Linked DNA regions of Homo sapiens: region 2 is linked to region 1. The links are chromatin contacts, found by Hi-C or POLR2A ChIA-PET in ENCODE. All regions are on one chromosome and are shown on one strand. The core of a region is the stretch at or near the end of the contact, and the rest is flanking DNA. Distances in the headings are between cores, read along the strand shown. Region 1 has its middle 22 kb from the start of EIF1. Region 2 has its middle 24 kb from the start of KRT24.

Region 1 (4,988 bases), core at 2,489-4,988:
CCTTTGCTCCACTCTGATCTGAGCCACCATCCTCTCTCGCCTGGACTATTGGAGTAGTTTCCTCATCTCCCAGTGGGTCTCACTCCTGTCCCTGCTCCCTGGCACCTTCATTCGACACAGCAGCCACAGTCTCCACCACATTCTAGGAGGCCCCCTGTGATCCAGTGCCTGTGACTCTGCTCATCTCATCTCAACTACTTGGCCTTCCGTCCCCACTCCAGCCACACCAGCCCCCAGCTGGGCCTAGAGCATGTCAGAAATGCTCCCACCTTGGGGTCTGGAAGCTTCCCTCTAGATATCTCCATGGCTTTCTTTCTCAAAGTCTAAGGTTTTGCTTACATAGCACTTTTGTATGAGGCCTGTCCTGACCTCTCTTATTATTATTATTATTTTTTAGATGGAATTTCCCTCTCCTTGCCCAGGCTGGAGTGCAGTGGCGTGATCTCGGCTCACCACAACCCCCGCCTCCTGAGTTCAAGTGGTTCTCCTTCCTCAGCCTCCCGAGTAGCTGGGACTACAGGCGCGTGCCACCACGCCTGGCTAATTTTTTGTATTTTTGGTAGAGACGGGGTTTCACCAGGTTGGCCAGTCTGGTCTCAAACTCCTGACCTGAGGTGATCTATCTGCCTCGGCCTCCCAAAGTGCTGGGATTATAGGTGTGAGTCCCCGTGCCCAGCCTTGACCTCCCTATTTTGAATTGTACCCCTCCCCGCAGTCTTCCTCCTCTCCCTTTTTCTGCATTACTGCTCATTTCCCTCCAGGACATCATCTCCTACACCCTGTAATTTACTTATTTATTTTGGCTGTTAGTTAATATCTGTCTCCCTCACTGCAATCTAACACCGTATTCACTGAAGTCCCCCAACGGAGTGAAGAACGTGCCATCCCCAAATATGCCAAATTGGCATAGTGATTATTTTGAGCTGTAAATATTGGAGAAATTGTAGTTTTAGAAAGGGCGAGCTGACCTGTCTTTTCCTGTATGCAGTAAGCCATAAAGATTCCTCTCGGAGGTCCCTTCTCTGGATGAGAAATTAGCTCTTATCTTCACAGACTGGGAAGTGAGGCTGCAACAGACCTGAATAAATAAACTTTCCAGGCTGGGTGTGGTGGCTCACACCTGTAATCCCAGCACTTTGGGAGGCTGAGGTGTGTGGATCATATGAGGTCAGGAGTTCGAGACCAGCCTTCAGAGACCAGCTCTGGCCCTCCCGGATGCCTCTGTCTGCCCCCGCTTCGGCTGCTGCGCTGTGCCAGCAGGTCCCGCAGGGCTTCACATTCCTCACTCAGGTCTTCCATTCAAGAAATGTTCATTGACTGATACTGAGCAGGCCACTGGGGTGAGTGGTCAATAAGACCCAGCCGCCACACTGAAGTAAAGTTGGTGGGGAGACAGACCACAGTCACGCACCATACAGGCCATGATGGGCAAATGTCAAGGGTGTACGGGGCAGGGGCATCACAGCTACGGCACCCAACCCAACCTGCAAGGTATAGGAAGGATTCCTGGAAAAAGGAACCACTAAGCTAAGACCACAGGGCAAGTGAAGCTCAGCCAGGCAAAGGGAAGACGTGGGCCCAAGCTGACTAGAAAGGCCCAGAGGCCATCATAAGACACTGGGAAGGGGAGGGGCCGGAGCAGTGCACAGGGGCCAGACCACGAGGGTGGGCAAGGGGGTGGGGTTTATCCATCTCAAAAAGAAAAAAAAAAGATAAATAAATAAAATATGAGTCAAATGCATGATGGATTAAGCTGCTTTATTTACTATAAAGTCTGTACACATATGAGCAATAACTATTACTTCCTCTTTTATTAATGTATTCTTTCTGGCTTCCTGAAGGACGTCTTCACTGGGATGTTCTGCCAGGAACTTAAACCCCAGCCCTGGTCTCCCCTGCGTGGCCCCTGACTTCCCAGCTCTGCCAGTGGCACCACCATCCGCGTCGCTCATGCCTCCTCCTGTTCTCCTTCCTTCCTAATTGCTCTGAAACCTCACCCATTTGCCCCCGTTCCCCAGCTATCATGCTCTTTTCCTGGACAGACTTCTGGTCAAGCTGCTGGCTTGCTCAAAGACCTTTGTTGGCCGCGTGGCCTAAAGGGTTAAGTGAAACCTCCTACCTGGGCACTGGAGGACCTGGCCATGCTGCTCTCCCCTTCACAGTTGACCTAGACTTGGGACAAGCTGGATTCCTGAGAATCCGTGTTTCCTGCCCCTGTGCCTTTGCTCAGGCTGGTCTCTCCGCCTGGAGCGCCTTCCTTCATCTCTGTTTGCCCCAGCCCCGCCTGCCCTGTAAGGCCCAGTCTCGACACGGCTTTGCTGCAGGAGGGCTTTCTCGATGTGCTTCGGGGCAGGCTGCCTCCACCTTTTGGAACCTTTTGCACGATCTTCTATTTTGGGCGGTATCTGGCGCCGAGTTGAGTGTTGGATCATGTCATTTGAAGGCCATCCTACCGAACTGTAAGCTCTTTCAGGGCACGGGCTGCGTCTTGTCCCTTTCTATGTCCCTTGTAGCCTCAGCATGGGGCCCGGTTTCACTCAACCCAAGGGTGACCCGGCATTTCAGGTTCAATGCAGAGCGGCCTGACAGGCACACTTCCTGCAATGGCCACAGGATGGCAGCACAGACCGGGTTTCGGCACCTAGGCGCGCCTCCCGCACCCACCGCACTATTCAACGTTTCTCGACCCTAGTGGAGTACCCGGTCCCCTGGAGATGTTGTGCAGGAGGGTCCCCTCTCTAGGGCTGGGGGCTTTAGGGCTGGGGAAGAGGCACCAGGGGCAGAGCCTCTGGACCCCACCTGGAGTCCTGTAGTGAGTGCGTTTCCTCCCCTTCCCAGCGGCCCCTTTTCCAAGAGAGAACTTGCGGAGGGGGGAGGGGGTGGGGGGTGAGGAAGGAGCACTAGGGAGGGAGTCGGCGGGTTTGGGTCCTGGTTCTGTGCTGCGGTCCTGGGCAGGTGTGGTGTGTAACGGGAAAGGGCCTGTCACAAAGCGTGGCAAATGTGCTCGTGGCAGATGCCCACGAACGTTTGTCTCCCTGTCCTCTGGCCTCCACCTCCCCTGCAATTTTCCCAAAGGCAAAATGATGGGTTGGACAAACGATAGGAAATGTAGCCACGTTCGCTGCGCATGGGGCAAGGTGGGGGTGGGGGTGGGGTTTCCGGGGCACCAGATCGCTCTGCTCCCATCTCAAGGCCCCTGCTTCTGGAGGCAGGGTTAGCTCCACGTAGGCAGAGGAAACACCCCGGGTTTCTTAGGATTCTTGCTGTGTGACCTTGGGAAGTCCCCGCACGCCTCTGGCTGCAGCTGCCGCCTGTGAAAGAAGGGGCTGCACTTCCTGGATGGTGGAAGGTTGCTAAGGTAACCACAAAGTGCCCGCTCAGCAGCAGCTGCCGTCATCATCATAGTTATTATTATTAGGGTTTCGTCCTGTGCCAGCATTTGACAATTCTAACCCCACCTGGAGGCCTGCTAAGAGAGCAGGCGAGGGCTGGTGATCATTTAGGGATGCCTAAAATGTTTGCAGGGGGAGCAGGAGAGAGGAAGGACAAAGGATGTTCATGAGGGTCAAAGACCTGGGTTTGGGGCTTCTCGGGGCGAGGGGGTGCGGAGGGAGGGCCCCAGATCGCGCCTTCTCCCTTTAGGTCTGGTCCCGGGGTGGCGGCGCGCGTGCGCAGGAGGAGGCCGTGGGCCCGGCCAGCAGAGGGCGCCGCGAGCACCACGCCCGGGCTTAGCTGTGCGGGGCTCCGCCTTGCTGCGCAGTGGGCAAGCCGGTCTGGCTGCGATGGGGGAGGGCTACGCTGGGGAGCTGCGGGTAAGGGCAGCTGTCACCGTTTTCAGTTGTTGGTCGGTGTCCTGTGTGGCATTGTGGGTTTGCCTGTAACCACCACATGTTCATTCATTTAACTAGCACGATCAAGCACCCACAAGTTTCAGCCACTGCTGGGAGTAAAGAGGGGAACGAGGTGCATGCCCGGAGAACCCGCACCCACCATCCAGGTGACAGAGGTCAGCCCAGGGCTGGGGGAGCTTGGAGGAGGAGCCGCCTACCTGGAGAGAACAGGCGAGGCAGACAGAAGGCAGGAAGCACAGAGAGCCCGCTCGCAGCTTGGCAATGTGGGGAGCTGAACAGAGCAAGAACTGTTTGGGGCCATGCTCTCGAACACTGGCCCAGGGCCGGCGATGTCGAAGCCATGATGAATCCAAGGCTAAACTACAGCAGACACAACGGCTGTCCCTAAGGGGGTTATAATTGCGTGCGTGCGTGCGTGTGTGTGTGTGTGGGTGTGTGTGTGTTGGGGGGGGCGCTGGGGGTGGGAGGCTGGGGCGTGTAGGCAAATACCAGGACTGGAAAAAGTAGAGTCCTAGGATCTCGACCCTCCTAGGCCGGCGGGGGTGTCTTGCTGCCTCCCTGTGAAGGTAGATGGGCTGCATGGGGGAAGGAGGGCCAGGTATGTGAGTGGGGGAGTGGACAGAGGGGTGGGGTAGGAACCAAGGGCAGCAGGGAGTCCAGGTGGGAGCAGTTGGGACGGGGATGGAGCAGACAGTCTGGTGGGAGAGTGAGGGGTGGGGGGGACAGTGGGGAGAGGGTGGCAAAGACTGCTTGAGCCTCTGAGCCTCAGTTAACTCAGAGGAGGTTGGCATAACACAGAGGGCAGTAAGGACAGGGACAATGGGAAAAAAAAAATAAAGTGAAGACCATCTTGGTTCCATTATGAGGAGTAGAGTGCCTGGATCAAGGAGGTGATGATGGTTCCATGTGTCCTGGGTAGGTCAGAGAGCAGGACCTGAGAGCATTAGAACTGGTGGCAGCCTTTCAGGCCATCTTATCTGATTCCTTTCTTTTATATATAGGGAAACTGAGGCTCAGAGAAGGGAAGGAAAGGCTACTCCCCCCAGAACAGAGTTCAGCTCTTAATAGCACTTTTTTTTTTTTTTTTGAGATAGCATCTTGCTCTGTTGCCCTGGCTGGATTGCAGTGGCTCAGTCA
Region 2 (4,649 bases), core at 499-2,998, 940 kb after region 1:
CTAGAATGCAGTGGCACAATCCTATCTCACCCTAACCTCAAACTCCTGGACTCAAGTGATCCTCCCGCCTCAGCCTCCTGAGTAGCCAGGACTACAGGTATGCACTACTATGCCCAGCTAACTTTTTAATTTCTTTTTGTAGAGACAAGTTCTCGATATATTGACCAGGCTTATATATGAAATTCTTTAAGAGCAGGGACTATTACTTGTTAGTTTTATTCCCAAGGTTTAGCAGAATGTTTTTGCAAGATGCTCAATAAATATTAAATAATTGATAAAAGTTGACTTACTACTGATAATGTAAAATAGAAGATAAATAACCAGCCTGGGCAACATGATGAAACCCCGTCTCTACAAAAAACACAAGAATTAGCCAGGTGTGGTGGTGCATGCAGCTACTAGGGAGGACAAAGGGGGAGGATCTCTTGAGCCCAGGAGGCAGAGGTTGCAGTAAACCAAGATCGCTCCCCAACACTTTAGCCTGGGTAACAGAGCCAGACCCTGTCTCAAATATATATATATACAATTTACATTTATATATTATATATATTTATTTATATATTATATATAAGATGTATAATATATAACAATAATAAAATAGCTAAATAGAATAATTGATAAATGAATAGAATAATAAATTGAATAATAAAAGAATAATAAATAAGCAGAATAATGGAGTGATAGAAAAATTGTAAATGAATGAAGCAATAGCACCAACTTTTAACTGCTATGTTCATCATAAACAGCACAGTGAGTTTGAAATATTCATATTACCTTGTTATACAATATACAATATGAGCAACATGGGCATTACATGTATCCTTGTCCAAAATAAATTATTCTGAAGCTATCAACATTTCCATCTTTAATCTTTAAAATCTGTATCTTATAGCAGGAAGATGTGGTTCCAGTTTTTTCAGATATTTTAATACAATTTCCTCTTTGGATACAACACCAAAATCTACAAAGCCATGTAAGGAAGAATAATCTTCATCTTGTCAGTAAACAAATAAAAGTGCAGGTGTCTTGGATCTTTGTTCAAGCACTATCACTAACTCATTCGAGATCTTAAAGAAACCACTACTCTGAGTTAAGACTTTTTAAAATTAAGATTTTTGAATTTTAAAAGGAAGGAGGCCGGGCACGGTGGCTCATGCCTGTAATCCCAGCACTTTAGGAGGTCGAGGCGGGTGGATCACGAGGTCAGGAGATCGAGACCATCCTGGTTAACACGGTGAAACCCCGTCTCTACTAAACAAAATACAAAAAATTAGCCAGGCGTGGTGGCGGGCGCCTGTAGTCCCAGCTACTCGGGAGGCTGAGGCAGGAGAATGGCGTGAACCTGGGAGACGGACCTTGCAGTGAGCCGAGATCGCGCCACTGCACTCCAGCCTGGGCGACAGAGAGAGACTCCGTCTCAAAAAAAAAAAAAAAAAAAAAAAAAGGAAGGAATTCATCTGCCTTCCTTTAAGTTCTTCATCCCTTTCTAGATGGTAGAGAATTTCACTAAATTTGCCTGAAGTTACTGGACTTGATATCAGGGGGAAAAAAAATACACGTAATTTAATAGAAAACATTTGGGAAAATATTTTTATTTGAAACAATTTTAACCACTTTTCCAAAACACCAGCATCAAAACTGGGTTTATGTAGAGTGCAAAATGGAGGTCAACGACACAGGCAATGCCCTGAAAACTTTCACAACTGCTGGCCTGGAAATGAATATGAAACCAAACTGAAGAAAGTGACTCACCACAGAAGGGAATCACGCCTCAATGCTTTTCCACCTCTCCTCCAAAACAATCATTTTCTTCAGGGTTTGTTTTAGGAAAAAAAAAAAATCAGAGAAAATAGAAGTATAGATTTTTCCTGTTTTAATGTAATCTTTTCTGTTCCTTTTGATTAGGCAATGAGATTGCGGAATAGTCTAGTAGTCATATAATTACTGTAAGGAATGCTGCCCCAGCTGCCGACCGGTCTTAATATTTGAATGTTGATAAACGTAACGCAACATTTTTGTCAAGCAAAACTATTAAGAAGCTAAAGAACAATTCAATTAATAGAGTAGCTAGTCAAATATATAAGTATAAATAAAATAGGGGTATATTTCAGAGCTCTGTTTTGCCAAGATGTTATAGCTCAGAGTAAGTCATGGCCAGCTCAGTTCTCCACTGAAGCAGCAAGATATGAGATCATGAAACTGAAAAACGTATTCTTCACACCCATGACACTGAGCTACAATCCCTAATAGCTAAGGTATGTGAGAGCAGCTGAATACAACCTCAAACTTAAATCAGAAAGAATCCATAGATAGGGTCTACATCTTTTTTTGTAAATAATTATATATAAAAATTTCAAAGATAAGCCCCTTAGAAAAGACATCAAATGGAACACCAAATGTACATAGAAAAATGGTGAGGACTATGACGGACCTTTCAATAGATGAAGTTAGGCTGACCTCCCGGTTTAGAAACATATGGTCTTATGGAATAACTAATACAGTACAAATGCAAGAAAACAGCAATAAAAATGATCAAACCTTATGCTTGAATATGGAATTACAATTTACAGAGTGCTCTGCGCTCTCCATTTGATGTGATAATCCTATGCCATGTGTAGGGCAGGAACTATTATCCTTAATTTTACAGGTGAAAAAACTATGGCTCAAGAAATCGAAGTTTCTAGATGAAGTTAAGGCTTCTTGGTAACTAGTAGAGTTCTACCACTAGAGGACTCTACTAGTTCTGACCCTAAATCCAGGCAGACTTCTGCAAATAATATGAGTGCATAGACCTGAGTTGGAATCTCAGTTCCAACACTTCCCAGATATCTGGCCCTGGGAAAGTCACTTCATTTCTTTAAGTTTTGTTGCAGGTTGACTCTCAGTGAGTAGATGCTGAGACTGAGTTTGAGGATCAAAAGTTATCCTAAGGAGTAATACTTATGAAAGGAAAAGGGAGAAAGCAAGACCAGGGAGGGTTTTAGTCTTTTGCAGGATAGTTAGCAGACTGATGCAGACCAAAGTCTCTGTCAGCCCCGTGAGAGTTCTGGAACAAAGATTGCCCATTGGCCCCTAGCATGCCCCAAAAATAAGTCATCACCATTTATCAACTGCATCAGATAGGCCCATTTTATTTTTTTATAATTTCAAGTGACTTTTACAAATAATATACAGAAGATATAAAAGATAGCACAAAACTAATTTATTTAAAATGTTAATATAAACTAAAACATAGAAAACCCAAATTTTTATTCTATAATTTTGTGGTTTGGAAGTATATATACCTAAAATGGGCAACATCTTTGAATGCATGTCATGCATGCCCCTGGAACATACCCATTCTGTATTTATGGATTCCAGATTTCAAATGCATCTGTAATAGGTTCTAGTTCATCATTACTTTCAACTCTTGCACTTGCAGCTACAAAATGCAATAAGTTTGGGAACTTTAATAGCTCACAAGATTTTTTAAGAGAGGAGCCACCCTCTTTGCTCCATAATTGCAAAACATTTTCATTTATAAATATCAATTGTATAATCAATCTAATGTTTTTTATTTCTACATTACCTATTTCCTCCCAATCAACCTTTGTATACACACCTGCCTTTAACACCTGTGCACTTGCAAATCATATCGCATAAATTTTGGAACAAACATCATAAAAGATGAAAGAATACTGTCCACCTTCTTTCAGCAAAATGGAATGGCCCAGGAGCTTGTGGCAAAATATTGTATGATGAAATTATTTCTGTCGAATGAGTATAGATGATGTATTAGTCTGTTCTCAAGCTAGTAAAGACATACAAGAGACTGGGTAATTTATTTTTAAAAAGAGGTTTAATGGACTCACAGTTCCACATGGCTAGGGAAGCCTCACAATCATGGTAGAAGGTGAAGGAGGAGCAAAGGCACATCTTACGTGGCGGCAGGCAAGGGAGAGTGTGCAGGGAACTGCACCTTATAAAACCCTCAGATCTCGTGAGATTTATTCACTATCACAAGAACAGCAAGGGGAAAAACTGCCCCCATGATTCAATTACCTCCCACCAGGTACCTCCCATGACATGTGGGGATTATTGGAGCCACAATTCAAGATGAGATTTGGGTGGGGACACAGCCAAACCATAAATAAATTACCCTTTAAATCTTGATATAGAGAAAATTATTCTAGAATATCATCATCTGGACATTCATAGTCCAAGATCTGCTTAAGCAATCAACTTCACCATTCTCTTTAGAGTCTAAAGTGTTGCTATCTCTCCTATGCGTCATTTTCTGATTTTTCTAAAAATCGTCAAACATATTCCTCAATTTTCTTCTCTTTGCCATTACGGGCAGAAATTCTAAAACTAAATTTTCAATATTGTTCAGTTATAATTTAAAAAAAGAGAGACTCAAAGCTGGTATCACCATACTTCTCTTATACCTTCTTGAAAAGTGAAATAATACTTTGGGCAGTGTATTGAGAAAACTGATGATGGAATAATGATGATTTATTTCATTGTTGTATCATCCTTCCAGGCAATTCCATCATTCTTTCATTTTCTTATTTTAGCCTTTTTTAGTATAGTTAGGAATAACTGATGAGTGAAGATGAAATAACTTTTAGGATAATGAAATAGCAAAATGTTTCAAGATATAGAAAAAA

Evidence for each region. A loop is a pair of places that touch in the nucleus more often than their neighbours do. ChIA-PET counts read pairs that join two places held with the same protein, here RNA polymerase II (POLR2A). Pooled maps may share reads with other maps.
Region 2: a loop to region 1 is called in a pooled map, with 12 times the contacts of the local background. The contact joins two enhancer-like sites. A Hi-C loop is called at or near these places in 1 of 37 single-sample maps with no recorded cell type and 4 of 50 pooled maps. POLR2A ChIA-PET finds 5 or more read pairs at or near these places in 3 of 52 experiments (H1, activated T-cell and activated naive CD4-positive, alpha-beta T cell).

What each region holds. Positions count from the first base shown.
Region 1 is chr17:41,664,786-41,669,773 of GRCh38, reverse strand. No RefSeq gene overlaps it. Among named protein-coding and RNA genes, the nearest start is that of EIF1, 22 kb to the left of the region's middle. RefSeq lists enhancers at 2,284-2,513, 3,384-3,513, 3,934-4,023, 3,544-4,061, 4,062-4,581 and a silencer at 3,574-3,813. Within about 2 kb of position 3,738, at least 39 of the 41 ENCODE cell types and tissues checked have a DNase peak (open chromatin) inside an H3K27ac peak, as active enhancers do.
Region 2 is chr17:40,725,195-40,729,843 of GRCh38, reverse strand. No RefSeq gene overlaps it. Among named protein-coding and RNA genes, the nearest start is that of KRT24, 24 kb to the right of the region's middle. Within about 2 kb of position 1,748, at least 2 of the 41 ENCODE cell types and tissues checked have a DNase peak (open chromatin) inside an H3K27ac peak, as active enhancers do.